Linked DNA regions of Homo sapiens: region 2 is linked to region 1. A link is a loop called in an ENCODE intact Hi-C map of the cell type or tissue named here. Cell type or tissue: ascending aorta. All regions are shown on one strand. Links, peaks and the distances in the headings refer to the core of each region. The heading gives the core; the rest is flanking DNA. Region 1 overlaps ITGA8 (integrin subunit alpha 8). Region 2 has its middle 66 kb from the start of FAM171A1.

Evidence for each region. A loop is a pair of places that touch in the nucleus more often than their neighbours do. Peaks named below come from ENCODE experiments on the same cell type or tissue, not always from the same donor. Only the 100,000 strongest peaks of a DNase experiment are listed, where the experiment ranks them.
Region 2: a loop joins it to region 1, with 3 times the contacts of the local background. A loop is called at or near these places in 8 of 110 quality-filtered maps.

What each region holds. Positions count from the first base shown.
Region 1 is chr10:15,558,548-15,573,779 of GRCh38, forward strand. It overlaps ITGA8 (integrin subunit alpha 8), which reads right to left. Exons shown (of 30, transcript NM_003638.3): 25 at 13,664-13,822. Among named protein-coding and RNA genes, the nearest start is that of ITGA8, 150 kb to the right of the region's middle. In ascending aorta, for the core only: no CTCF peak of the experiment used is centred there; a DNase peak (open chromatin) is centred at 13,224; H3K27ac peaks cover 5,856 bases.
Region 2 is chr10:15,429,578-15,444,369 of GRCh38, forward strand. No RefSeq gene overlaps it. Among named protein-coding and RNA genes, the nearest start is that of FAM171A1, 66 kb to the left of the region's middle. RefSeq lists an enhancer at 4,533-4,827. In ascending aorta, for the core only: a CTCF peak has its summit at 4,678 (motif pointing right); DNase peaks (open chromatin) are centred at 5,194 and 5,448; H3K4me3 peaks cover 1,290 bases; H3K27ac peaks cover 5,019 bases.

The DNA of each region.
Region 1 (15,232 bases), core at 5,676-13,675:
TCTCATTGTAGAGTGGGGCCAGTTAAACTGAGGAACGTTCTGTATGGGGAGATGAATCCTGAGGTGACAGAATAGTGAGGTGCCAACCTCATTTGGGGAAACAGCCTGATGTGGTCAAAGACCCCACATCCACATGGCTGAACCCCACGTTCCTGCACTCCTTTAGGAGAAAATTCTGCCCTGACAAAAATGACTTTTCGAAAGTCTGCTACATGTTCACTGTGCTGCAGTGGAGTCTGTTTTCAGCCCTGAGTTCGTTTTGCAAATGTCCTAGAACTTACTATTTTATCTCAGGTTCCATGCTGGGTCCATCTGCTGGCTGGATAAATATTTTGAGAATTCCAATAAATCACACAGAATATCGCATTAACATTCTTTATTTTAGACCCACTGAATACAAAGACCTAATTTTCTGTTCCCCACTCCCACCCTTGAGAATTATGATTTCTTTCACACAGTTTCTCTTTGTAGTCACAGGAGCAATAATAGTATGCCCATCTCTATGGAATGAAGAAAAGAAATTTCTACATGGCCGATGTAGGCTGCATCACAAAAGATGAAATGAGAGTGCTCAGTATGTCATGAAAACCTGGAAAAACCTACTAGACAAACAGAAGGACGGAGTCCAGACTCCCTAGCATGGCACACACAGGTCCTCACATGCTGGCCTTGGCCGGTTTCTCCAGCCTCTTCTCTGACCAAGAACCCAAGGTCCTTCACTCCAGCATGCTAACCTGCTCTTCGTTCCCGATGGCCCCAGGTACACTCGCCAAGCCTCTGATGTTCTGCATGCTTGGTCTGGGGCCCATCTGTGCCTATCCAGCTGTACCTAAGCTGCCTGCCAGCTGGTCTGCATTGCCAGATGAGAAAATGGAAAACACAAAGCAGAGAGTCACTTAGAGCCTCCCAGGAAACAGAGAGATGAAGATAATCTGGAGAGGAAAGCTAAGGCAGGGAGATCAGATGTAGGAGGTAATCTAGGAAAGTGTCGTTTTTATACAAGCCCAAGGAAAAGAAAGCTGCAAAAATAAGAGAGTGACAAAGAATGCCAAATCCTGCAGAGAAGTAAGGAAGGGTGAAGACCTTTATGCACTGAACTTGGCAATTTTGTCATGTCCTTTGTAGGGACGTGGATGGAACTGGAAGCCATTATCCTCAGCAAACTAACATAGGAACAGAAAAACCAAACACTGCATGTTCTCACTTATAAGTGGGAGTTGAACAATGAGAACACATGGACACAGGGAGGGGTACATCACACACTGGGGCCTGTCAGGGTAGGGGGGCGGGGGGAGGGAGAACATGAGGAAAAATAGCTAATGCATGTTGGGCTTAATACCTAGGTAATGGGTTGACAGGTGCAGCAAACCACCATGGCACATGTTTACCTATGTAATAAACGTGCACATCCTTCACAGGTACCCCAAAACTTAAAATTAAATTTAAAAAGATATTATGAGCCAGGCTTATGCCTGTAATCTCACCACTTTGGGAGGCCGAGTCAGGAGGATCTTGACTTGAGGCCAGGTGTTTGAGACCAGACTGGGCAACATAGTGATACCTCATTGCTAATTAAAAAAAAAATAGCCAATGTGGTGGGACAAGCCTGTAGTCCCAGATACTTGGGAGGCTGAAGCAGGAGGATCATCTAAGCCCAGGAGTTCAAGACTGCAGTGAGCTACGATCATGCCACTGAATTCTCAGCCTGGGCAACAGAGTGAGGCCCTGCTTCTAAAAAAAATAAAAAGAAAAAAAGAACAAAATTACAGATGTCCTTTTATGAGGACAGATTGGTGGAGGTGGAAATTTAACTGCAGTAGCTCAAGAGTGAAAGGATTTTAACAAATGGATAATTATTTAAAAAGATATGAAATTAAATCCTTCTGTTGTTCTTATAGTAAATTCCCTACGGCTGAGAGACAAGATGAGCCTTGTCCCCCAAATAAGGCATGAAAACAAATATTGATGTTTGTAGCAACACTATTTATAATAGAGAAGAAAAACTGTAGCTTAACACTTTGTAGGCATATACAGGTTACTGATTAAATAAGTTATGATCTATTTATACAGAATACTACTGGACAGGTTTTAAAAATGATGGCATGAAGCTCCATTGGAATTTAGAAAGATACAAGATATTAGTAAGGGGAAAAGACAGGTTTACAACAGCAAATGTAGTAAGATTGTATTTTTAATAAAAATGGATGTATCTGACATTGTAGATCTATAAATAGAAATAATCTGGAAGGGCAGTCCTCAAAGTGTTAGAGTAGTGGAGATCCGATGATATTAAGGAAGTTTTGCTTATTTCTTTTTAGGTATGATAATAATGTTGTAGATTTTAAAAGGGTCTCCTTATTTATTTATTTTTCATTTTTATAGACACGGTCTCACTCTGTCGGTCAGGCTGGAGCATAATGGGTACAATCGCAGCTCATTACAGCAGAGTGATCCTCCTGCTTTAGCCTCCCAAATAGCTAGGACTACAGGCACATCCTGCTGCACCTGCTGAATTTCATTTTTGTAAAGACAGCATCTTGCTATGTTGCCAAGGCTGGTCCTGAACACCTGGGCTCAAGTGATCCTCCTGCCTCAGCCTCCCAAAACATTGAGATTACAGGTGTAAGTCACTGTGCCTGGCCAAGTCTCCTTATCTGTTGGCTATATATATATATATATATATATATGTATATATATATATATATATGTATGTAAAATGTTTATGGATGTGGAAAAATAAGTTAATGCATAAATAAATGGAAAAATAACAGTAAACAGGTGGTAACACTATTATTTAAAATGCTCTTCTTTATGTTTTTACATGTTGCTTGATATATTCTTATGATAGCATTTAGCGTTCTTAACATAAAAATCATGAACAATGTACAAAAATGTAAAATTGTAAAAAAAGTAAATGAGAAATGAAAAAGTAGAGATAGCAAGCACAGCTTGGCTATAAATGGAAGGGGAAAGAGGTCCGTTCTTGGAAGAGAATACAGAGTCAAATTACTGCACTTACTGTTTGTTTTGAAGATGGGAGAAATTTAACAAAGTTTATAGAACCCAAGGAATGTCCAAGGAGAGAGGAAGAAGTTGAAGATACGGGAAATGGAGATACTTGATGTACCAAAGTTAATTCATGGAGCTGGAGGAATAATCCTCCTTTCTCTGGAAGTGTTAGAAAGCAATTGAGGATGGAAGAGAGATGATTAGGGGCATGTGGAAGGGTGGGGTGGTGTATTAGTCCATTCACACACCCCTATAAAGAACTGTCCAAGACTGGGTAATTTATAAAGGAAAGAGGTTTAATTGACTCACAGTTCTCCCTGGCTGGGGAGGCCTCAGGAAACTTACAATCATGGCAGAAGGTGAAGGGGGAGCAAGGTACCTTCTTCACAAGGTGGCAGGAGGGAGAATGAACAGGAGAGGAAATACCAGACACTTATAAAAACATCAAATCTCGTGAGAACTCACTCACTATCACGAGAAAAGCATGGCTGAAACCACCCCCGTGATCCAATTACCTCCACCTGGTCTCTCTCTTGACACATGCGGATTATGGGGATTATAATTCAAGATGAGATTTGTGTGGGGGCACAAAGCCTAACCCTATCAGGTGGGGAGGGGTTTGGGATGGGGAAATGGATCATTCCTAATAGTAATGATAGAGCTATTGCGTAGGAAGGACAGAGAGAGTGGTGAAGGTTTAGACAAGGCAACGAGGAGGGTGCTATCATCACAATGGCAGATGCCCCTGCGAAGCTGGCGGCTCCGTGAACGTGCGCCCCGACATCAATCTGTCATGGCGCCATCAGGCTATGGGGTAGAGAAGCCAGGCTGTGGGACTGTGCATGACTGAGATTTTCAGGGCAGGGGCTTGGAAGGATATTAGAAACAGGAGGTTATGGGGGCTTGTAAAAGCGTGTTTCAAGTAACTCATCATGGAGTCCAGGCTTGGCAGGAAAGAAGGTATGGCCAGAGGAAGTCCTGAGAGTGGGATGGGGTAACTGTGTCAGAGAAAGCATTTATACCAGGGAAGAAAAATTTTCTTGAAGAGAACAAGTGAGACCATCATAAAAACAGGAGATTGAATTGGAGGAGAAAGGAAAGTTGAGTCGAATGTCTTGGAGGCAGGGTAGCTTGAGGTGTTGTTGACCAGTGGCAGAAACCCTGGGAGGTGGAGTGCATGGACCGGAGGGTAGGCCTTGGATAGCCCAGCACTGTGGGCCCTGGGACATCCCAGAACCATGGCAGAGCCTGGCACAATGAGGAGGAGGGGAAGCCCCACAGTTGATCGAGGATGCTGTTATGGTTTGGATATTTGTCCTCCCAAATCTCATGTCGAGTTTTAATTCCCAATGTGGGAGGTGGGGCCTGGTGGGAGATGCTGGGGTCACGGGGGTGGATCCCTCATGAATGGCTTGGGCCATCCCATTGGCGCTAAGTGAGCTTCCACTCTGAGTTCATATGAGATCTAGTTGTTTAAAAGTGTGTGGCACTCCCTGCCCACCCACCCTCTCTCTCTTGGTTCTGCTTTCACCATGTGAAGTGCCTGCTCCCCACTCTGTCTTCTGCTATGAGTAAAAGCTCCTTCAGGCCTCCCAGAAGCCAAGCAGTTGCCAGCTCCATGCTTCTTGTACAGCCTGCAGAACCGTGAGCCAATTAAACCTCTTTTCTTTGTGAATTACCCAGTGTTATGTATTTCTAGCCAGGCAAGAATGGCCTAATACAGATGCCCAGTGATGGAGGATCTGATAGAACAGTTTTGATGGTATCAGATAAAAAGTGAGCTTAGACAGAAAATTAAGAATTGTGGAAATCACTAGCTAAAATTCTCTCATATGTTTTCTATCATATACTATGTGGGTGTACATGTAGATTTTGCTTTGAGATGAATCATGTAAATTTTTTATAGGTCATTGACAATTATGTTACAGAGGTTAACTCTGTGGTTAACCAAGCTACAGAGAAGAGGCACTATAAAAAACAAGGGACTGACTCTTTATTCCCAAGATATAGCCTATTATTATTATTATTAGCAGTAAGCAGTAATAGTAGTGGTGGTGCTAAAACAATAGCCCAAACAGCCAGGTGCGGTGGCTCACGCCGGTAATCCCAGCACTTTGGGAGGCCGAGGCAGGCAGATCACTTGAGGCCAGGAGTTCGAGACCAGCCTGGCCAACATGGCAAAACCCCATTTCTACCAAAAATACAAAAATTAGCCAGGCTGGTGGTGGTGCACACCTGTAATCCCAGCTACTCAGGATGCTGAGGCAGGAGAGGTGCTTGAACCTCGGAGGCAGAGGCTGCCATGAGCCAAGATAGTGCCACTGCACTCTAGCAGCCTGGGTGACAGAGTGAGGCTGTCTCCAAAAAAAAAAAAAACAAAAACCAATACCCCAAAGAAAACTCTTTAACTTCCGGTGTGGTTTCATCAGATGTATCTTGTGTACAAATAAAGAACATGTCCTATTGGGGTAAATTGTCATTCACAAACATTTTAAGTGGTCTCTCAATAAAACACAGGGCTTACTTTGAGCTACAGAATGACAGTGTCACGTGGCAGGGGTTGATGGAACACATCTCTTTCTTTTGTGACACAGTTTTACAAATAGAGGAATGCCACTCTTAAACACCATAGTCAAAAGATCTCCAAATAGCTTGCAAACCAGCTTTCTGAAATGACATTCCAGAAATTATTTAAAAACAAAACAAAACAAAAAGGAAGAAGCTACCCAAGAAATCTAAACAACAGTTAAAGCCCATTTTCTACATGAACATTTGGAGCCTCTTTCACAATTGACAGTGAACCTACAGGCCATGGTTTTCCACTGAGGGTGGAGGACGCTGGCCTCTTAGCATCCATGATAGGCAGACAGTTCCCAGGACAATTCATTAAGTGCTAGGAGAAGCTGGTGGTCACCACTAAAGTGTCTTCTGTAGAACAAATGAAAATGACTTCTTTCTGCAATAAGGAAATAATTGTTGGTAAACATGTTTCTTTTTACAGCTGCTACTCAGAATTTAGCCCAACAGGAATTTTCTATTTTCATCATTCTTTACCAAACTCTTCACTGTGTCATAGGTTTAAATTTATGGATTAAAGGGATACTGTGCAGCCAGGATGTGCAGTACAGTCGGAAATGTGGCATTTGAAAAAAGGAGTTGGGTGAAATTAGATGAAGGGCCCTGTGAACCCAAACAAAAGCAATGCACACTATCTTTTTCTTGTTTGTAATTTGTTTTTGGATTTCAGGTATTCCTAGCACACAAGAAACAACAGACAACTCTCATGTACTTTGCCTATAATTAAACCGAAGTGGAGACAAGCCCTGGGGGGCAGTCCACCATGTAATTTTCTTTAAGACATGAATGTTGAGGATTTGTAGGGAAAGAAAACCCCCACTTTTTTAACCTCCTGAAAAGTTCATGCAAAGCACAACTAAAAGAATCTACTCACTCCACTGGTGATGTTGATGCTTTCTTAGTATTTGAACATGGTGTTTTTACATTCCAAAATATATGTGCAAACCTGAAGACCATCTCAAAGAGAAGGTAAAAATCTCAGACTGTGTAATTCTTTTTGATGGTCGAGAATTGGATCTTCAGGCACTCTTAAAAAGGCAAATACAATTCTTCTATCACAGGTAGCATTCCCATAAGAAAGAGGAAGCATACCTAGGACAGACTGACCAGGTCCAGGGGCAAGCCATAGATGTCACTAGTACGTCACAATTGGAGAGGAAGTAAATTAAAATTGACTACTGTTTTCCTGATCAGACCTTCTAAAATAATAAACAGCTAAGTTCTTTTTTGTTTTGTTTTGTTTTGTTCTGTTTTTTTCTGGGAGGAGAGTTTATAGAAGACAGCCGAGTATTGAAGGGGCAAGTAACAGCCATCAAATAATGCTTCAGCTAGGACATAAATTACGGTTCCTGTGGTCAAGGCTGTCAAAATGATTCCACAAAGAAATCAGGAGTTAATGGTAAAGATATACTAAATAATCTTCTTCCTTTCATGTCCTGATTTTTTTTTTTTTTTTTTTTTTTTTTTTTTTTTTGAGACAGAGTCTTGCTCTGTTACTCAGACTGGAGTGTAGTGACGTGATCTCAGCTCTCTGCAACCTCTGTCTCCCGGGTTCAAGCGATTCTCCTGCCTCAGCCTCCTGAGTAGCTGGGATTGCAGGCACCCACCACCACGCCCAGCTAATTTTTGTACTTTTAGCAGAGATGGGGTTTTGCCATGGTTGCCAGGCTGGTTTTGAACTCCTGACTTCAAGTGATCCTCCTGCCTTGGCCTCCCAAAGTGCTGGGATTACAGGCATGAGCCACTGTGCCTAGCCATATGTCTTGATTTTTAAGGGTATGTGTGTGTGTGCGCACGCGTGAGTGAGAGACAGAGGGAAAGAGGTCAAGAACTGTTGTGCTAGGAAGTAACGAGCGCCTGCATTCTGAATTAAGGAAAACCAGTACACGAAGGCAGTTAGGAAGAAGAAAGTACCCTAAAGGATAAGACAAAACTATGCAAATTTGCCAAGCCACTGTCTGCGGGCCCACTCATTCTAAAACATAACTCTAAAACTCTCATTCCTAAAGAACGGACGGTTTCTGTGTCTCCGCTTTCCATGTTTGTACTATCTGGTTGTAATTTGGACTTCCCATGGGACTGGTCTGGTTCAGGAGACATTCTCGGCGGCAACCTCCAGCTTTCCACGGCTCTCACAGCAGTTTTTACAAACAGCATCAGCTTTCTCTCATGTTAAGCCCTTCTTAGTCTATAGAGTCTTTCAGGCCACTTTTATCTCAGGATTATTTTCCTGAACTTGGGCCCCAAATGGTGTTCCATAGTCTTAACATAGGTTATATGTGGGCATCTTATCGGTCTTCCTCTCCTAGGTACGGTTTCACATCTAAGCCTTTTCCCTCTGCATCTCACACTTAGCTGTCTATTACAAAATCTTGCCAATTAAAGAAAAATCCTAGGCCGGGCATGGTGGCTCATGCCTGTAATCCCAGCACTTTGGGAGGTCGAGGTGGGTGAATTGCCTGAGCTCAGGAGTTTGAGACCAGCCTTGGCAACATGGTGAAACCGCATCTCTACAAATAAATACAAAAATCAGCAAGGTGGGTGGTACATTCCTGTAGTCCCAGCTACTTGGGAGACTGAAATGGGAGGATTGCTTGAGCCTGGGAGACAGGTTGTTGCAGTGAGCAGAGATAGTGCCACTGCACTCCAGCCCATGCAACAGAGTGAGACCTTGTCTTAAAAAAAGAAAAAAAAAGAGGCCGGGTGCAGTGGCTCACTCCTGTAATCCCAGCACTCTGGGAGGCTGAGGAGTGCTGGGATTACAGGAGTGAGCCACTGCACCCGGCCTCTGAGGAGGGCAGATCACCTGAGGTCAAGGGTTCGAGACCAGCCTGGCCAACATGGTGAAAACCCATCTCTACTAAAAATACAAAAACTATCCAGGTGTGGTGGCGGGTGCCAATCCTAGCTACTCAGGAGGTTGAGGCAGGAGAATGACCTGAACCCAGGGGTCAAAGGTTGCAGTGAGCTGAGATTTCACCACTGAACTCTAGACTGACTGACAGAGTAAGACCCCATCTCAAAAAAAAAAAGAAGAAAAAAATAGAAAAAGAAAAATCCTTTACTCATTATGAAACTTTTGGCTCCTCAATAGGTTTTACTTTTTCAACCTCATCTTATCTAAAGATAACAGTCTGTGTGCAGGACTCTCCAAACCCTAGGATAAAGCCCATCAAATAAGAAAATTGATAGTTTGAAATAATTATTGTACTGGCTTTAGATTAGTTGAGAAATACTTCACTCAACTCTAAAATTTTATTCCAAGAAGGATCTGGAAAAAAATTAGCTCTAATGGATTGCTTTGGATGCTGCAGACAGTTGAACATTTCAAAATGTTGTAGATGGTACGATGTGAATAAGGTGCCATGTTAAAATCCTCTATCTCTGACCTAGACCCTGAAGCCTGGAGGGAGACCCTTCCCGGGCATCTGCTTATGCCCCTAAACTTACAGAAAACACAACTGAACCTGATGAAGCAGAAACTATCACCGGAGAAACAGGAACTCAAAGGCAGAGACATTTTCATTGGGAGGCAAAAGAGAAAGTGGGAAGGGACATCCTCAAGGCACTTCCATGCCCCTAGGCTGACCTCAGTTGGGCCCTGGGGACAATTCACAGGGGAAACACCAGTTGTGCAGCTCACCCAGCCCTTCCTGATCTCCTGCAGCCCCCAGGCTGTTGCCCACCCTTGATTCCACCTTCCCTCACGCCCTAAGGGTTGAAAGTGTCAACAAACCAAGCTGAGTGAATCCCATAAACCCTGATATGAGGCAAGTATTTATTTATTTATTTGTTTAGAGGCAGGATGTCATGCTGTTGCCCAAGCTGGAGTACAGTAGTGTGATCATAGCTCACTGCAGCCTCCAACTTCTGGGTTCAAGTAATTCTCCTTTCTCAGTCTCCTGAGCAGCTGGGACTCCAGGGACTACAGGCATGTGTCATCATGCCTGGCTAATTTATTTTTATTTTTTGTAGAAATGGGGTCTTGCTATGTTGTCCAGGCTGCTCTCAAACTCCTGGCCTCAAGTGATCCTCCCACTTCAGCTTCCCAAAGAGTTGGGATCATAGGCACGAGCCATGCTCCTGGTCCAAGACAAATATTCAGAATAAGAACTCACTGACTTCTAGAAGCATTTGTGTGTGTCTGCCCCTGCCCCATCCCAATTTAGTTGCTAATGCTCTGTGTTTGGGCAACAAGTGAGATGGTTGTGGATGAGAACTTTTCACCACTGTTTTTTAAACAGCCACAGGTTACAGGATGATCCCAGTGGTAGCTTATAAAAGCAGTCAGTGTCTCCTCCTGAAACTTTGGGGACATTAGGGTAGCTTGCTGAGATAACCAAACTATAACCAGTTTCTACTGTGATAAAAAATACCTGAACCTTGTTTGGGTCTTATCAGATGCTGAGACTTATGTGAGAAGACTTTCAGAGTTATGTTGTATTTGGAGTGCATATCCAGGTTATAGACCGGTTGTATTTCAGAAGGTTTTAGGCTAGATGTTTGGCATTCAGAATGCATTTCTCTTTAGAAATGATGTTTTAAATGGTGTTTCAGTTCTCAAGCCAGTCCACAAAAACCCAACTTAATCCTCAATAGGGCTTTGATGCCGTCAAAGTATGTATTTGTAAGGAAAATAACAATGTCCAGGACTGCTGCCATATGAGTAATTTAAAAAATAGAAGAAAATCCATTTGTTAAGTACATTACATTCAGCACATTACATTAGGTGGAAATCGATTTAACTGAGAAAAATTAGGAAGTATGTGGGAACTTGCAGGGATTCTCAGGGCATATTTGGGAAGTTGTGAAGGCTTTAGAGTTAGTGGCAATGGATCCCTGGAGTGTGTGACCTCTAAAATGCTTCTTAGGAAGTCTGGCTTATTTTTCACAAGTTTTCCTAGAGATCTGTGGGGATCAGGGAGAGGTAACGAAGAAGAGAGCATTTTTCCAGTGGGAAGTGGGCAACTTAAGAACACATAAGGAAAGGGGACGTTGACTACAAAGTGTATCTGAACACGAGGGAAAGGGATTTTGCTGAAAGAAAATCAATGGAATGATTAAAGAGGAAAACGTAGGAAGGAAATGGCCAATCCCTCAGCTTTAGAAAGCTGGGGAGAGAGCGCCTCTCTTACAGGCCCACGGTGGCCTGGGACATTTTGGGGGCTAGTCCAGTGGGGACTGGAGCATCCTCAGAAAGGGTGAAGAATGTGTAGACATGAACTACTCACAGATGCAGCTGTTTTATGAGGCACTTACTATCTAGATCACTCTTCTTGTAAAGAAACTGTAGAACCAAATAATCAGGAATTGAAGCTTAGTTCACTTCCCCGGTGAGTAAGATTGGATACTGGAATTGAATTCTTGCCTTGACAAATGTTATTTCTGCTGCCTCCCTGTTCCTTTTAGTAAGCCCATCCTCTGTCTGCTTCTTACTAAAAATAAAACTAACTATACAATTTTTTTAAAGAGATGAAGTCTTGCTATGTTGCCCAGGCTGACCTCAAACTCCTGGCCTTACGTGATCCTCCCACCTCAGCCTTCCGAGTAGCTACAAACATCGCTGTGCCTGGCTATGGCACAGTTTTGTTTTTTTAACAGCAATTCATTTTCATGCTAATTTGAATTTAAAATGGTTATTAAAATTAAAAATTTCTCAGATCTATTCTGTTGAAGACAACAACAGGTAAGAGATTATTTGTTTTTCACTAAAGTCCAAGTCATATCAAGAAAAGATGACGTTTGCATTCTCTAGGAAAAATTAAATTGCCATGTAAGTTAATAGCAACTTCACCAAAAAATTATTTAGCATCATAAGAGGAGAATAATTTCCAGTACTCTCAATTATTTATAGTCACTAATGTAAACTCTCTTGATTATCTGTTTTTTAATGTCTATTAATAAAAGCTCCTTTAGACTCTCTGGAGCATTTATTAAGTATAGGTGACAGTACTTTGAGAACCTGAAAGTAATAACATTTCAACTTCTCTATGAATTTAGAATTTCAAAAATTCACAAATTGCTATGATTAGTTATTTAAGGGAGATATTACTTTATATTGTATTTAAATCTTATATTCAATTTCCACAGATTGAAAGTTTTAGGAAAATGAACATAATTGAATTGCATTTTTAAAAGTATTAGCCTCAGACAGAATTTTACTCCAAGCACATACATTAAAGAATAAGTGGGGGCGGGGCGCAGTGGCTCACGCCTGTAATCCCAGCACTTTGGGAGGCCGAGGTGGGCGGATCACCTGAGGTCAGGAGTTCGAGACCAGCCTGGCTAACATGGTGAAACCCCGTTTCTACTAAAAATACAAAAAAATTAGTCAGACGTGGTGGTACACGCCTGTAATCCCAGCTACTTGGGAGGCTGAGGCAGGAGAATTGCTTGAACACAGGAAGTGGAGGTTGCAGTGAGCCGAGATGGCGCCATTGCACTCCAGCTTGGGCAACAATAGCGAAACTCCATCTCAAAAAAAAAAAAAAAAAAAAAAAAGAGAATAAGTGGGGAGTAGGGAACACCAGGTGCTTAGTATATACTATGGCTTGGTTTGCAAGAATCTGTCAACATTTAAGACAAGTCATCTATTAATACTATCGTAGTCACAGTATGCCACAAAAAAACAAATAACTCACAACCAACATGGTGTACATTAAACCAGTTACATAATATATACAAACATATATAAATAGTGTCAGATATAAACTAAACATTACACTCAAAAAGAGTTAGAGGTCTCTGCAGAATCATGTGCTCAAAGAATCTATGACTGAAAGTACATGTTAAATGCAATGCAGGATATGTAAAAGTGTTAATTATTTAAATGTTATACATTTGCATTTGCAGATGTTATTTTATAATAAGCTACTGTCCTTAAAGAATTTAAAATCATCTCAATGAAGAGCAAAGAGGAAATGAGAAAAAAAAATTCCAGGAAGGAAATATTTTAAAGAATCTTGTGTAACACAAGTGGCCTTATGTATAATTTCTACATAAAGGAGGAGGCTGTTGTCTCATAAGTCCTTTACTAATGAACCCCCTTTAGTCTTCCCTTTGAATAGGAGGCATGTTGGGTTGAAAAAGAATGCCTTTCAGAATGAGCAATGACCCAGTGTCACTGGCTGAGGTAGGGGCAGACCTGCTCTGTCTTGGCTGGTGGCGTGGGTATTCCATGAAGCCTGCGCTGCGCCATTTTTAATAGAGACACTGTGTCCTGGTAGCTACTAGGAGAACGTTCGTTCTTACATGAAGTTATCTCCTAAGGACAATATCTGACTACAAGATGTTGTTGTCTTTTGTTTTTCTTTATACAAATGTGGCATTTTCAAGGGCTTATGCTAATTAATTTCTTTCTTTCACAGAAAAACATGAAAGCCAAATTTGGATGTTAATCTGGATGGGATCAGCTCCTTACTCCTTGTTTGTGAAAGTCAGGCCCACAGACTGGCATCAGGCACAGGAGGTGGGTGCTTGCAGAGAGGCAGAATCTCAGGTCCAACCCCAGCCCCTGCATTTTAACAGACAGCCAGGTGATTCAGAGGAAGTTTGAAAAGCACGGCTCTAGGCTTTAAGCTTCAATTAAAGAATAGGGTCCAGAACATTCCTTTCTGGGAGTTCTCATGGCCCTTGGCAAATTGCCACGGTTCACCACTTGCTATGGGCTGCAGCTGGAAGAGCCTCTTTTGGCAAAGATCCTTACGAAATTTGGCAATAGACCAAAAAGACTTTAAAAATAGCATTTTATACTAATTCTCCCAGATGTGATATGTCTATTTATGATTTTGGTTTGGATGTGCTGCTAATTGAGCCAAAAATAAAAGGTGCCTATTAAAATGGGTGAAATAAATGACAAGTCACCATAAGCAACAAAACAAAAAGAAATTTAAATTTGCTAGAAGGGATATTTTAAATTAGGCTTGGTGTTTTAACTATAAAATGAAAAGTTCTGATCAATGATCACTGAAGCAACTTAAAACGATTTCACTCTTCTTTTTTAAACAAGCCCAGTTTGTATTTTTTTCATACCATAAAAATAAAATCAACAAAGCCACTGATTAGACCAGACTCCTACCTTTATATCCTGTGGATTGATATTAGGATTTGGTTGGCACTGCAGAGGTCCCAGAGTTTGAATATGGAAAATATAGAGAAGAAATTCATCCCGGGCAGAGAAAGGCCAGCCCACCTCCAGGATGGTGTCACTGATGGTACTTGGTCCAATATTGTGCAGCTGTAAACAAGTGACATGTTATCTAATGACCCAGCAGAAGGCAGAGAGATAAAATCAAACTCCATATACTCTATACCCATTTTAGAAAGCATGTATTATTGGTTTTAAGTCATCTGGACTATGACTATGGAAAATAAGAAAATTCAAAGTCGATATGGCAAGAAGCACTCTGAAAGCATCATGGGCTGGTGTTTAGAGAAAACTCTTCAATCTGTGAAGCTCTAAGAGTGGATTTCCTCAGTTGAAGACCATACTACCCTTGTCTGATAACTGTGATGCTGGTTTTAAATTTATGTTAATTTAATCATAGCGCTAGAAATTTTAATTTTGATTTTATGCCTTCAAAACTTAGTGACTGTCTCTTTACATTGAAATCTGCCTCCGCTTTCTTGACTACTGACTGTCAATTGCAACCATATGTGATGTACTCTCTTTCACCCTCTGGAAGAATGTCCATCCATCAAGTGCCAAGGCGGGCCCATGATCACCACAGTTCATTTCGAGTGCGTGTTTCAAAGCTGAGCTCCTTCTGTTTCCATCAGCAGATCTCAAGGCAAGAAAGGCCACATCTCATAAAGAGATGAACATTTTTTAACACGTGAATCCTATACTTGGAGGACACAAAATTGTTTGCCCAAAACACTAAGTGCATTTACATTTATTCCAGTGTTTTAAAAATTTAAAGTCAGCAGGGATTTTCTTCTTTTTCTTTTTTTCTCAGTTCTGAAAATTACAGTGATCTATAAAACAATGGATAATTGCTTTTGCTTATTAGATGGCCTATTTAATTCACCTTATCAAAGAAGCTTGGCAACCATTGATATAGTATATTTTGAGTCACGAGATTAGCAATGTACACAATATTTGATGATTGCTTTTTGCACTACCAGTAGCTACCCTAAACTTTCATGATCCACATTTATGCTAAGATTTGAAGCAGGACTGCCCTGAGAATGATTGGGTCTGAATATATTTTCAAACTTTAAAGTTTCACCATTCTTGAGCAGAAACCAGGACACACAGCTTTATTAAATTATTTGACAGCTTTTTTTTTTTCTTTTTTCCAGTGAGGTTCTTAATCAGAGTGGCCTTGGTGACTGTGTTATCCTTTTGCTATCAAAAGAGCTTAAGGCAAAGCTTTGATCCAGCTTTGGACAAGGCTCCTGAATCTGGGCCACAGGTTGGGCGGATGATGGAGGGTTTCATGCTGATGCTGCCCAGGAGTTGAGGCATCTTCCCTACGTTTGTAAACAGTTCATCACTTTTGAAAAGGCTTTATTGTTAATCTTAGAGGATGTTATTCATGTCCCTTGTAGCTCAAGATGAAAGTCATAGTCAGAATTACTAGATTAGAGGCATGAGTTACATAGGAAAGGAACAGAAGGCATTAATCGAGAAGGAACCTCAAAC
Region 2 (14,792 bases), core at 75-8,074, 130 kb before region 1:
CGATTCTCCCACCTCAGCCTCCTGAGTAGCTGGGATTACAGGTGCCTGCTACCATGCCCACAGCCCGGCTATTTTTTGTATTTTTAGTAGAGATGGGGTTTCACCATATTGGCCAGGCTGGTGTCGAACTCCTGACCTCAGTTGATCCACCTGCCTCAGCCTCCCAAAGTGCTGGGATTACAGGTGTGAGCCACCGCCCCTGGCCTGTAGCTTGTTTTCTTTCTTTCTTTCTTTCTTTCTTTCTTTCTTTCTTTCTTTCTTTCTTTCTTTCTTTCTTTCTTTCTTTCTCTCTCTCTCTCTCTCTCTCTCTTTCTTTCTTTCTTTCTTTCTTTTCTTTCCTTTCTTTCTTTTCTTTCTTTCTTTTTGAGGCAGAGTCTCGCTCTGTTGCCCAGGCTGGAGTGCAGTGGCGCCATCTCGGCTCACTGCAAGCTCCGCCTCCCGGGTTGGCGCCATTCTCCAGCCTCAGCCTCCCGAGTAGCTGGGACTACAGGCACCTGCCACCACACCCGGCTAATTTTTTGTATTTTTATTAGAGACGGGGTTTCACTGTGTTAGCCAGGATGTTCTCGATCTCCTGACCTCGTGATCCACCCACCTTGGCCTCCCAAAGTGCTGGGATTACAGGCGTGAGCCACCGCACCCGGCCGCTTGTGTTATTTCTTATAGGAATCAATTATTTTAAAATATTAGAAGGCAATAGACTGGAAGCTTAAAAAGCCATTTGATGGTAATTCAGCCTCTTAGAGCTTCAGTCTTCTAAAACCCTGTAAGTCGGGGCCAGGCGCGGTGGCTCACGCCTGTACTTCCAACAATTTGGGAGGTCCAGGAAGGTGGATCACTTGAGGTCAGGAGTTTGAGATCAGCCTGGCCAACATGGTAAAACCCCTTCTCTGCTAAAAATACAAAAATTAGCCAGGGGTGGTGGTGCACACCTGTAATCCCAGCTACTCGAGAGGCTGAAGCAGGAGAATTGCTTGAACTCAGGAGGTGGAGTTTGCAGTGAGTCAAGATCGTGCCACTGCACTCCAGTCTGGCTGACACAGTGAGACTCTGTTTCAGTAAATACATAAGTAATAAATAAATAAGACTTAGAAGTGGAATGGCAGCATTACGCATTCACATATTCTACTTCAAAATGCCAAATAGCTCTTTGAAGTAGTGGCAACAACCTCTACTCCTACTCCTACCTGTGGTGTTTGAGAGCTCCAGGTGTTCATCATCCTCCCCAAACCCCTGCTTTTAAACACTTTGATATTGAAAATTTTGAATATATACAAAAATAGGGAGATTAATGAACCTTTAAGGTCCTGTCATTCGATTTTAATAGTTACTAATTCACAGCCAGTCTTGAATCATATATACCGATCACACTCCTGCAGGTTATTTGAAGCAAATTTCAGTTCCAGGATAACACTCTGAAAGATAAGAACTCTTCATTTTTTATTTTTATTTTTTGAGACAAGGTTTCACTCTGTCACCCAGGCTGCTGTGCAGTGGTGTGATCACACCTCACTGCAACCTCAACCTCTCAGGCTCCAGCGATCCTCCCACTTCAGCCTCCTGAGTAGTTGGGGCTATAGGCACGTGCCACCATACCCAGCTAATTTTTAAAATTTTTGTAGAGATAGGGTCTCACTACGTTGCTCAGGTTGGTCTGAAACTCCTGAGCTCAAATGATCCTCCCTCACCCTCCCAAAAGTGGTGGGATTATAGGCATGAGCTACTGCACCCAGCGAGGACTCCTTATTTTAAACATAACCAAAACACCATGATTACACTGAAAAAATAATCATCAATCTTTCCTTGTTGAAATAAAATAACCAGCCACGGTTCAAATTTCACAACTGTCTCATAACATTTTATGGTTGGCTTGACTCACATCCAAAATAAGATCCATAAATCACAATTGTTGATATGTTTCTTCAATATATTTCAATTGGTGGGTTCCCTCCCCATCTCTCTTTTTTTTTGGTTGGTATTTATTTATTGAAAAATAAAAACAGGATTGTTTGTTCTATAGAGCGGAGGTCCCAAACCCCAGGCCACAGACTGGTACTAGTCCATGGCCTGTTAAGAACTGGGCTGGCACAGCAGGAGGTGAGTGGCGGGGGAGTGAGCAAAGCCTCCTCTGTATTTACAGCTGCTCCCCATTGCTCACATTACTGCCTGAACTCTGCCTCCTGTCAGATCAGTGTGGCATTAGATCTAATAGGAGCGGGAACCCTGTTGTCAACTGTGTGTGTGATGCATCTACGTTGCGTGCTCCTTATGAGAATCTAATGCTTGATGATCTGTCACTGTCTCCCGTCACCCCAAAATGGGACCATCTAGTTGTAGGAAAACAAGCTCAGGGCTCCCATTGATTCTACATTATGGTGAGTTTTATAATTATTTCACCATCACCTGAGGTCAGGAGTTCAAGACCAGCCTGGCCAATATAGTGAAACCCCATCTCTACTAAAAATACAAAAATTAGCCTGGCGTTCTGGTGCGGGCCTGTAATCCCAGCTACTCGGGAGGCTGAGGCAGGAGAATTGCTTGAACCAGAAGGCGGAGGTTGCAGTGAACCGAGATGACACCACTGCCCTCCAGCCTGGGCGACAGAGCGAGACTCCGTCTCAAAAAAAGAAAAAAAAAATTATTATACATTACAGTGTAATAATAGAAATAAAGGGCACAATAAATGTAATGCACTTGACTCGTCCCAAAACCATTCCTCCCAGCCCCGCTCCAACCGCCCACCGGTCTGTGGAAAAATTATCTTCCATGAAACTGGTCTCTGGTGCCAAAAAGGTTGGGGACCGCTGCTGCAGAGGTTCTCACAGCATGGATCTTAGTGAGTACATGGTGTGGAACATGCTCCTCTCTCTCTGTGTGTTCTGAAAACTGGTGTCAGAGTTCGATCAGATTTATGTTCAGTTTTTTTTTGATCCCATAGTTTGCAAAGTGCTCTTGTACCTCCTTTCAGAACGTGTTTCCAGGCAAGGAATTTGGAATTCCCTGCAAGGACAAAGGTCATGTTTTCAAACAATGAGAGGCAACATTCCCAGTTATACATATACATGTTCTAGGTAATTTTTCACTTCTTTCTTTTCCTACATTTGATGACAATCTTGGGAAGTGGGGGGAGTTGTCAGATTGAAACATTTACAGCATCAAAATAATAATTTCTAAGCCAAAGCCAACTTCCCGTGCACTCTGGATCCTGCTCCTTCTCCAATGGTAATCTAATTTTACCTTTGATTCCATCCAGTATATACGGGATTGGAGTCCAGGAAACTGAAAAATTATCTTTTGTATTATCTTTTATCGTTCTCTTTAATTAATAAAAAATAAACCAGACATCCTTCCAAGTTTCCAGGCTATTTGGCTGGGTTAAGAGAAGGCAGAATAAATACAGTGAAAGCTAGTTGCTCAAAAAAACAAGAAACAAAACTCAAACCCAGAAAGAAGTTATATAGTATTTTCTCACTCCATTCTTGGTTAAAATTCAGTCTCAGCGAACAATTTGTTACAAAAAAAATTGAAGTCTGTAATATTGTTGAAGTTTATCTCATTTTTTTCTTTAAATTTATCTATCTCCCTTTTTTCTTTAAATTTCTCCCTTAAATTCTGGATTGAGAATTGACAATTGATTTGAGAAATGGAAGAAACATAAAGGAGAAAAGGGAGCCTTCTGGTTTAATGTGACGTAAAGTTCATAAAGCTGGAATGAAACTGTGCTTTTCATGCTTGGTTTAGGTGCCTAAGACATTTCAAATGATGGCTACAAATATACATAGAATAGGGGGAAATTTCTCTATTCTTTCCTAAGCCTTGGGTTGGTTTCTGGGGAATATTAACACACACAGACTACAGACTCCCTTTACAAAGCTGGGCATTTTCACACATGCAAATACAGTTTTGGGGGCTGGTGAGCATTATTTGAGTGGTTGCTTGGTATCGTTTTTTAAAAAAATAATCATTTTCAATTATCTTTATTTATCTGTTTTAATTTTTTAGAGACAGGGCCTTCCTCTGTCTCCCAGGCCAGAGTCCAGTGGTGCAATCATAGTTCACCACAGCCTCCAACTCCTGGACTCAAGTGATCCTCCTGCCTCAGCCTCCCGAGTAGCTGGGAATACAGGCATGCACCAAGCCAGGCTCTTCTTGTTTAAATTCAGTTCAGTGAAATATTTTTAAAAAACAGAATCTAAATATTTAATAGCAAATAATGGGATAACATTTATTAAAATTGTTTTTAACTTTGAGACCAATAAGCATATACACAAACATATAAAGAAAGTATTTTGCAGGATGGATGGCAATATTAACTTTCTTTATGACTCATTGTTGAGCTTTCCAAAGTTATGTTAGCTAAATTATTGAAGGGTTTCATTGATAGAAATTATGAAACCATCCTTGAATACAGACAGTTCACTAGCAGGCAAGCAATCTATATTTCACACAGCTGGAAGATGTGAGGAGATAAGGAGTAAAGGCTGTGGTGTGTTTATCACCGCTGATCAGCACACAGACTTCAGATATAAGAATGTGTTAAAACAATTTTTCCCCCAGGTTTTTCAATTATATGCTTTAAGACTGACATTATCAGCGGGATCACCTTTTAGAATGGAGATGAGCAACTTAACACATACAATACTATTAATAATTCTTCAGTTTTGTCCGTCAGCCACCAGAGGGCAGTATTTTCTCTCTTTCTCTTTCTCCCTCTCCCTCCCCCGTCTTTCTTTCTCTCCGTCTCTCTTCTTTTTCTCTCCATTTCCTTCCTTCCCCCCCTTCTCTTTCTCTCTCTCTCTCTCTCTTCTCTCTCTCCATTTCCCTCCTTTCTTCCCTCCCTCTCTGCGTCTCTTTCTCTTCTTTCTCTTCCTCCATTTCCCTTTCTATCGCGCACGCTTTCTCTCTCTACCTATTTCTCCCTCTTTCCCTGTCTCTCTCCCCCATCCTTCTCTCCTCCATACATCGCTTTCACTCCTCATCTCTCTCTCTCTCTCTGTCTCTCTCTCTCTCACACACACACACACACACACACACACACACACACACACACTGCATACTTCATGGAGATAACTTATCCCATGGGGGACTGACCTAGTTCTGCCTGCTCCCAGCGCCCCTCCCTCACTTTCTTGCACCATGTGCTCTGGTCCGGGCTGTCCTCAGAGCATTCACTCTGGTCTCCTGGATTCTAATCTTCCAGGGTGCTGCCAGGAGTGGTATTTTGACCACATATCTTTCCTGTTTAAGATCCTTCAAGGACAGCGTCTCTCTGGGATTCAGGGACATTTGGACACGTCTCTGTCTTAGCCACTTACCCCATGGAACTGTCATGATTGATTTATGTGCCCATCTTCCACACTGGCATAGGAACTCCTCTAGGATGGAGACCTGGCAGCAGATATTGTTTTTGGTAGCCTCAATTCCTAGCAGGATGCCAGACACATAGCACGCTGTGGCCTCAGTGATTAACCAGTCATAGCTGAGGAACTCTATATACTGACACTGTTGCATTTTGTCAAATATGTATGCGTTGACTCGCCCTCTCTGCCAGCCTCCGATTCACACCAGAGGAAGCTAAGGAGGGGTTTGAATCCTTGCATCAACCGGGGCTTCCCCTTGTTATATCCATTTAAAGAGGGCTCGAGGGTTAACCATTGCTTTAAACATACATTTATAGATTTTAAAAATTAGGCCAAATGTGGTGGTTCACACCTGTGATGCCAGCACCTTGGGAGGCCAAGGTGAGAGGATCACTTGATGCCAGGAGTTTGAGACCAGCCTGAGCAAAATAGTGAGACCCCCATCTCTAATAAAAACTTAAAAATTAGCTGAGCATGGTGGTGCATACCTGTAGTCCCAGCTACTCAGGAGGCTGAAGTGGGAGGATCACTTGAGCTCAGGAGATCAAGGCTGCAGTGAGCTAAGATCTTGCCACTGCATCCCAGCCTGAGCAACAGAGCAAGACTTTGTCTTTAAAAAAAAGAATAAAAAATAAAAATATATAATTAATAAAATATAAACATAAATAAAAATGGACCACCTTAGCAGAGATTAGTTGACAGCTGAGAGCAGGAAGGAGATCTGGGCTAGAGACTGGGAAGGTTGGGGTGTGCCTGGGAGAGGCTGGGGCTGGGGGCAGGAGGACAAAGTATCCCAAACAAGGTTTCCAGCGAAATCTTTAACGTTCACCAACAAGGCAGTGCTGGACTTGGTTTCACCACTAGCAGCCTCTCCTTCTCCATTTTTGTAACATGTGCTCTGTTTTACTTTGAGCAAGAAAATTAAGATATATGGTTTGGCTTTAAAAGGCATAGTTCTGGGGCTGGGCATGGTGGCTCACACCTGTAATCCCAGCACTTTGGGAGGCCAAGGCGGGTGGATCACGAGGTCAGAAGTTCGAGACCAGCCTGACCAACACGGTGAAACTCCATCTCTACAAAAATACAAAAATTAGCGGGGCATGATGGCACCCAGCTACTCAGGAGGCTGAGGCGGGAGAATCGCTTGAACCTGGGAGGTGGAGGTTGCAGTGAGCAGAGATCATGCCATTGCACTCCAACCTGGGCGGCCAAGCGAGACTCCGTCTCAAACACACACACACACACACACACACACACACAAAAAAAAAAAAAAAAAAAAAAAAAAAAAAACAAAACCAAAAGGCATAGTTCTTTTTTACCTGGCAACACACGCACATGGTAAACAGAAGTCCAAACAGTACAAAGGGGGTAGAATAAAAGTTGTTTTAAAAATGGCAAGCGAGGCTGGGTGCAGTGGCACGCCTATAATCCCAGCACTTTGGGAGGCCGAGGTAGGTGGATCACCTGAGGTCAGGAGTTCGAGACCAGTCTGGCCAACATGGCGAAACCTTGTCTCTACTAAAAATACAAAAATTATCTCGGCGTTGTGGCACACACGTGTACGCACAGCTGCTTGGGAGGATCACTTAAACCCAGGGGGTGGAGGTTGCAGTGAGCCGAGATCTCACCACTGCACTCCAGCCTGGGCAACAGAGTAAGACTCCATCTCAAATTAAAAAATAAAAAGGGCAGGCAAAATATCTCTTGCTTTAATTTGTCTATTTCATCTTGCTTAGTTTTTCTTTTTCTTTATTTTAAATGCCTTCCCAAAGCTTGAAACAATTTTGTTTCCAAAAGATTGGTCTACAGCCATAAGAGTTTCTAAAACATTACTGATGAGCGTTTTAAGGATGTCTTATCTAAAATGTGGTTATGCAGTCATTTGTATTTATACATCTCCTTCTCAAGTCTGGGTAAACAAAACTCATCAGAGCACTTACCAAAGTCAGTGGAGAGCAGCTGGTATAGGGTGCGCGTCAGGAATGAGTAAGGCAGGTGAATCAGATGTCTACCATTCGCACCAATTGCTGCAAAATCAAAGACAGATCAAAGCCCTCAGAATGGTTGGTCCGAGCTTGCAAACTTTTCCTTTTCACATCTTGCTGGCAAGTGCTATTCAGGGTGAAAAAGATCTGGGAGAGAACAAAAATGATTATTCTGTTTTGTCTAGATGTGGAAATTCTGCCCTAGACTCCTTTGAGTTTAGAAGAAAAGGTGAAAGTTATTGCTAGATCTAAATAAGTCCCAGTTGGGAAAGATCTCAAGACAAAAAATTTTCATGGCATGTTGATACTTCAAAGATGTAATGTGAGGAGGCTTTTATATTTTGGATTTGAATGAGTATGGTCTCTTCATATTTACTCCATTTTAAGGATATACATTCTTAAAGGGTGTTGACAATGTAAACATTTCTTAATGTGGTCTCAATTGCATTATTTAAAAAGCTGTTGAAATGGAAAAAGGAGTCCAGACTGGAGACACGTCGAAGATCTAGAGAAAAATCCAGTGTTCAAAGGCGTGTGATAAAATGAATGGGAAGGAAATATTTGGAGACAAAAACCAAAGAACCTAACGGAGAAGAGGATTTTTATGGCCATCTGAAGCTCCTACAGCATGTTAATCTGAACAGTTATGGTCCAAGATGAAAGTGTTTAGTACACTGTTCAGTAAATATTATTGTTGGTGATGAAAAGTTTATTATGGAGAAAAAGGGAATTTTGTGGATGAAGACAAAGAAAATTGTGAGGCAACATGTCCAGAGATCTTGAAGGGCTGCGAAAAATTTTTGAAATGTAGATAAAGAGTAAACTATTTTCTCCAAGTATACAATAAGAATTTGGAGTGATATAAAATAATTTATATTATATAATTTATATAATTATATGTAATATATAATTTATATAATTATATGTAATATATAATTATAATTATATAATGACAAACAATTTAGTTAACTTTTGCCTAAAACATTCCAAACAGAAATAACAATTTATACTAATTAAAAATTTACTGACATAAACTGTTCAGTGATTCACATAAACCTGGTAAAGATATGTGTTATTAATAATTATTCAGGCTGGATATGGTTGCTCACGCCTGTAATCCCAGCACTTTGGGAGGCCGAGGCAGGAGGATCAGGAGGTCAAGAGATCGAGACCATCTTGGCCAACATGGTAAAACCCCGTCTCTACTAAAAATGCAAAAATTGGCTGGGCGTGGTGGTGCGTGCCTGTCATCCCAGCTACTCGGGAGGCTGAGGCAGGAGAATCACTTGACCTCAGGAAGCAGAGGTTGCAGTGAGCCGAGATGATGCCACTGCACTCCAGCCTGGAAACAGAGTGAGACTCCATCCAAAAAAAGAAAAATAATAATAATAATAATTATTATCATTCAGACTTGGGCTGAGGTGGGAGGATCACTTGAGCCCAGGAGTTTGAGACCTGCCTGGGCAACACAGAGACCCCTGTCTCTACAACATAAAAATAATAAAGTCATCTGGACATGGTGGTGTGCACCTGTAGTTCTAGCTACCATGGAGGCTGAGGCAGGAGGATCACCTGAGCCCAGGAGTTTGAGGCTGCAGTTAGCTATGATTCTGACTGCACTGAAGCCTGGGTGATAGAACAAAACCCTGTCTCTAAAATAATATTAATGACAATTATTATTATTCAGACTTGGTACTGAATATTTACCATGTCTTCTGAATGCTCACATGTCTCACATGTTGAGTATTCTTGAAGAATACTTCAGCTGGGCATGGAGGCTCACACCTGTAATCCCAGCACTTTGGGAGGCCACAGTGGGAGGATCACTTGAAGCCAGGAGTTCAAGACCAGCTTGGGCAAACTAGCAAGACCCCATCTCTATGAAGGAAATTTAAAAATTAGCCAGGTATGGTGGTGTGCACCTGCAGTCCCAGATACTCAGGAGGCTGAGGCAGGAGGATCACTTGAGCCCAGGAATTTGAGACCAACCTGGGCAAAATAGCGAGAGCTGATCTCCATAAAAAGAATTTAAAAATTAGCCAGGCATGGTGGTATGTGCCTATCAGCTAGGCAGGAGGCTGAGATGGGAGGATCGCATGAACTCAGGAGTTTGGGGGTGCAGTGAGCTATGATCGCACCACTGCACTCTAGCCTGGGTGACACAGCAAGACCCTGTCTCATACACACACACAAAAGCCTCTCAAAGTTGGTTTCTTCCATGGGTATTCTTTTCTTCTAGGTAGCATCCTTGTGTTCCAATATTTACATGAAGATGATGCCTTGCTGTTTTTCCATTTTAGTTGAGCAAAATTTGTGGTAGGGGAGTCCAGAATGAGAAAAACAATGACAATTTCAAAAGCAGACCTCCCTTATTTTAGAACTTTGCCCTGGATTTCATTTTATGGCCAAAGTCCAGCTGGCCAACCTCTCTTACCCTGCACTGCCTTCTGTGATTTTGTTTGGGATGAAGGATCAGAGGAGACAGTTGACAGAGAGCTGACTTTGAGGCCAGCAGCAGGGCAAGCTGGGAGAGAGAGCTCCCCTTCCCTTCACCACGGGAAATGCAGGCAAAGCCCACACCGGTTTGTTTTTTTTCTCACTGATGGCAGAGGAATTCCTATCCCTTGGGGTTTACACTCATTTTGTGTGCTCTCCAAATCTCCCCACTTATCTTTAGACAGACTCCCAACAACCCTCTGGACACAACTCCAAAGGAAAGAGTTCGCGGGCCCACGTCGTGCTGGGGAATGACGCAGCTCACTTTTTCACAGGACGGAAATCTGGGAAGTGTTTAGTCAGTTTCACGGTGACAGGCAGGATATCAGCGGGAACCAGGTCATGACAGAATCCACACCCTGCTCTCCTCCCGTACACAGTAAGAAGCAAGTCTCAGCCAGCCAGCGTAGACTCAGAAACAGAGGGTGAGGAAGAGCTCCAAGCACTGTTTTGTTTCCTTTTTTTGCACGATTGAGCTTGTAGAAGCAGAGGTAGGAGAAAAAGAAAAAAAGAGAGAAAGAGATGAGAAGGAAGAGGATCTATGCTTCCAGGGCTAAAGCAACCCTGGCAGAGGTGGGGCTGCGAGGTAATCAACAACGCTTTCATTCGCTCTTCAATGTTTTCAATTAATTAATTGAAAAAAAATTTCTTGAGCGGCCCTCTTATTGGCAGACAACGTTCTAGGAGCTAGGGTTACAGCAGCGGAAGGTCAAGGCCCTGCTATCCTGGAATTTCAGTTATATTATATAGAATATCTGTCATATCCCGGGAAGGAAGATAATATCCAAGTAAACAGATGGTCCATGCAATTTTAGCTAATGAAAAGTGCTTGAAGAAAAGCCAGGCAGGGTTAGGGAATAAGTAGTGTGTGTTTGTGTGTGTATGTGTGTGTGTGAATTTCAGACAAGCAGTCAGGGAAGGCTTCTAGGAAGAGGTGACCTTTGAACAGAGGCTCTGGAATGAGGCGGAGAACAAGCCATGTGAACAATTTATCTGTACAACTGAGGAGTGCTTTCCTCTTCCTTAGCAGCGTGCACTTGTGTGCAATTTCTCCCCAGGATGGGACCACAGCCCCACTTCTTGAATCATAGAGAGACCGGGGAGTTAGAGAGAGGCATCTTCCACCGCAGTAGAGTTGGGTGACCAATATCAGAGCTGCGGCTGGACTGGGAGGGTTGGATCTGAGATGCAGTGACGTGAGGGTGGAGGGAACGGTACAGCCTCTGATTGTCACAGGGCTGCCGCCCAGGATACAGACTTGGCTGGGGATGGAACGGGTGTAGTTGGCTCTGCAAGTGCAGTTTTGACTCCAGCACAGCTACTCATCAGCTTGGTGCCCTGGGCACATTATTTAACCACTCTGGGTGTTAGTTTCTTTGGAGAATGGGGTTCATAAAGGTCCCTCTGCCACAGAGTCATTGGACTAACTGAGCTGATATACATGTAGAGGGTCCTCAGGAGACTGCCCGGCATAGAATCAATTCTACATAAGCTTTGGCTGTTATTAACACGTGCCACACTATAGGGACCCTGAGCTCTCCCCACTCTCCCACACCCCTACACCTACTCCTCAATAGGCTGATTAGTCTCCTTATAATACAGCCATTCTTGTCCCCCCTGGAAGCCACTTCTTCAGGGCCTCCACAGAGTCCTGCACAAAGGGCCGTGGCTTTGAACCTAAACACAAAGGGCCGTGGTTTTCACCAACCCGACCACACAGTATCCTAAGGGTAGATCCTGCAGTGCCTCCTGGCAGCCTTTCCTGACTCTTGGGATAATTTCTTTTCTAGAGTTGGATGCACCTTTCTGGCCTCTTTCTACCTAGAGCTAAAGAAAAAAAAATTCAAATTTAAATTTCCTTGGGAAATCTAGCAACGTTAAAAACCTGTGCCTTTAAATCCTTACGTGGAGAACTGCAGTCAAGAGCACGTAGGAAAATGCAAAAGAAGTGAAGATACAGCTTGATCTAAGGGATAAGACCTAGTGTTTGATAGAAATAAGACCTAGTGTTTGAAAGATCAGTAGGGTGGCTGTAGTTTATAATAATCTATTTTATATTTTAAAACAGCTAAAAGAGAATAATTCAGGTGTTATGAGGAAAAAACAATATTTAAGGTGATGGATAATCCAATCATACCTATTTGATCTCTAAAAATTATATGAATGAATTAAATGATTACATGTACCCCCAAATATGTACATCTATTATGTATAAATAAAAAACAAACTTATTTCAAAAATCAGAAATAAAAACCAAAGAAATGGAGAACATAGCGATTGTTTAAAAACATTGATCTGGTCATGATACTCCTCTGCATAAGGCATTTTACCATCACAAGTGGTCCATTGCCCACTATATCAAGTTCAAACTCTGGCTTGAGGCCAGGTGCAGTGGGTCCTGCCTGTAATCCCAGCACTTTGGGAGCCGGAGGTGGGAGGATCGTTGAGCCCAGAAGTTCAAGACCAGCCTGGGCAACATAGTGAAATCCCATCTCTACAAAAAACACAAACATCAGCCAGGTATGGTGGTACCTGACTGTGGTCCCAGCTACTCAGGAGGCTGGGGTGGGAGGATCGCTTGAGCCGGGGAAGTCAAGGCTGCACAGAGCCATGATCGTGCCGCTGCACTCTAGCCTGGGTGACAGAGCAAGATCCCGTCTCAAAAATAAAACGAAACAAAACAAAATTCTGGCTTGGGAACTTTCCAGCTCGGCCTCTACTTACCTTTCTAGCGTCATGGCTCCACACTGCGTTTCCTTATCTGGGAATCCCAGCCTTACTGAACTTTCAGCTTCTGCAGCCAGCCACGCTCTTTCTGGCCTCCGGCTTTGCTGTGTGCTGTTTCTCCAGCCTGGCGATTTGCTCTGTCCCCAGCCCCTGCACTCCTTTACCTGATCTGCTCCGATTGATCCTGCAGTCCTCCGCGGCTGAGTCACTTCCTTCTGCAGGGAAGCCGTCCTGGGTTCTCCTCCGAGGACTGTCTCAGCAACCATCGCCTTCTCCACTGCAGAGGGTGTCTCCCTGTTCCTAGGGGAGGCCTGAGCACCCCATTGTATGTGTCCCTTCTCGCTCCACCCTCAGAAGCAACCAGAGTAGCAACCAGTGAGTTTATTTATTATTTATTATTTATTTAGTTTTTTGAGATGGAGTCTTGTTCTGTCGCCCCGTCTGGAGTGCAGTGGTGCGATCTCAGCTCACTGCAACCCCTGCCTCCCAGGTTCAAGCAATTGTCCTGCCTCAGCCTCCCAAGTAGCTGGGATTACAGGTGCCCACCACCACACTGGCTAATATTTGTATATTTAATAGAGACGGGGTTTCACCATGTTGGCCAGGCTGGTCTTGAACTCCCAACCTCAGGTGATCCGCCCACCTTGGCCTCCCAAAGTGCTAGGATTACAGGCATGAGCCACCATGCTCCACCTGTTTTAAAAATATATATAAATTTGTGGGGTACAAGTGCAATTTATTTTACATGCATAGTGGTTAAGTCAGGGCTTTTAGGGTGTCCATTACCCAAATGACATAGATTGTACCCCCTAGAGTAATGTCTCATCATTCACCCCTCCCACTCCCTCATCCTTTGAGTCTCCACTATCTGTTATTCCATGCTCTGTGTCCATGGGTACACATGATTTTTTTAGCATCTTCTTATGAGTGAGAACATGCAATATTTGTTTTTCTGTATCTAGCCTGTTTCAGTTAACATGATGACCTCCAGTTCCATCCATGTTGTTGCAAAAGGGATAATTTCATTCTTTTTTATGGCTAAATAGTATCCCATGGTGTATATATAACACATTTCCTTTATCCAGTCATCTGGTGATGGACACTTAAGTGTATTCCCTATCTTCGCTACTGTGAATTGTGCTGCAATCAACAGACTAGTGCAGGTATTTTTTTTTAATCTTTTTTTTTTTTGAGTTGAAGTCTTACTCTTGTTGCCCAGGCTGGAGTGCAATGTCACAATCTCGGCTCACTGCAACCTCCGCCTCCCAGGTTAAAGGGATTCTTCTGCCTCAGACTCCTGAGTAGCTGGGATTATAGGCGCCTGCCACCACACGTGGCTAATTTCGGGGTTTCACCATGTTGGCCAGGCTGGTCTCGGACTCCTGACCTCAGGCGATCTGCCCACCTTGGCCTCCCAAAATGCTGGGATTACAGGTGTGAACCACTGCGCCTGGCCCAGTGCAGGTCTCTTTTTGATATATTGATTTCTTTTTCTTTGGGTAGATATCCAGTACTGCGATTGCTGGATCAAAGGCTAGCTCTATTTTTAGTTCTTTAAGAAATCTCCACACTCTTTTTCATAGAGGTTGTACTAATTTTCATTCCCACCAACAGTGTATCAGCATTCCCTTTTCTCTGCAGCTCGATGAATTTGACTGAAGGCATGTTCTTTGCTTTCTATTAGTTTAGAATCTGTTTGAGGCAATAGCTTAAAATGACACAGAACAAATAGAACTGTAAAGCAGGTAGCTCAGTGAGTTCCTCCAGGGAGTGATTTTCTGTAAAGATCTTGCCCAAATTTAGCTAGTCCCTAGAAGACAGTGTAGAGAGTGTTGTGAGATGAGAAGTAAGCTAGGATCCAATTATGAGGCCATGGTGAGCAACTTGAAAGAGTTTGATGTCATTGCAGGACAATGAGAAGACAAGGAAGAGCTGTCAGGGAGGGAAATTGGCCATCCTTAAAACTAACCATGACAAAACAATTACGCACACCCCATCTGTAGATTCCAACGCTAATTAGCCTCTTTTCCCACCAGGTATGGAAAATCCTCCAAGTTTTCAGACTCATCTGGATTTGTCACAGCCCAGCTCTGCCCTTTTTCCAATGGGTTGACCTTATGCAAGTTAGTTAGGATCTGCAAACATCAATATCCTGGTATGATTAACAGGAATAACAACAAAACCAACTTTATAGGGATTTGTGAGATTTAAAAGAGATAAGTAC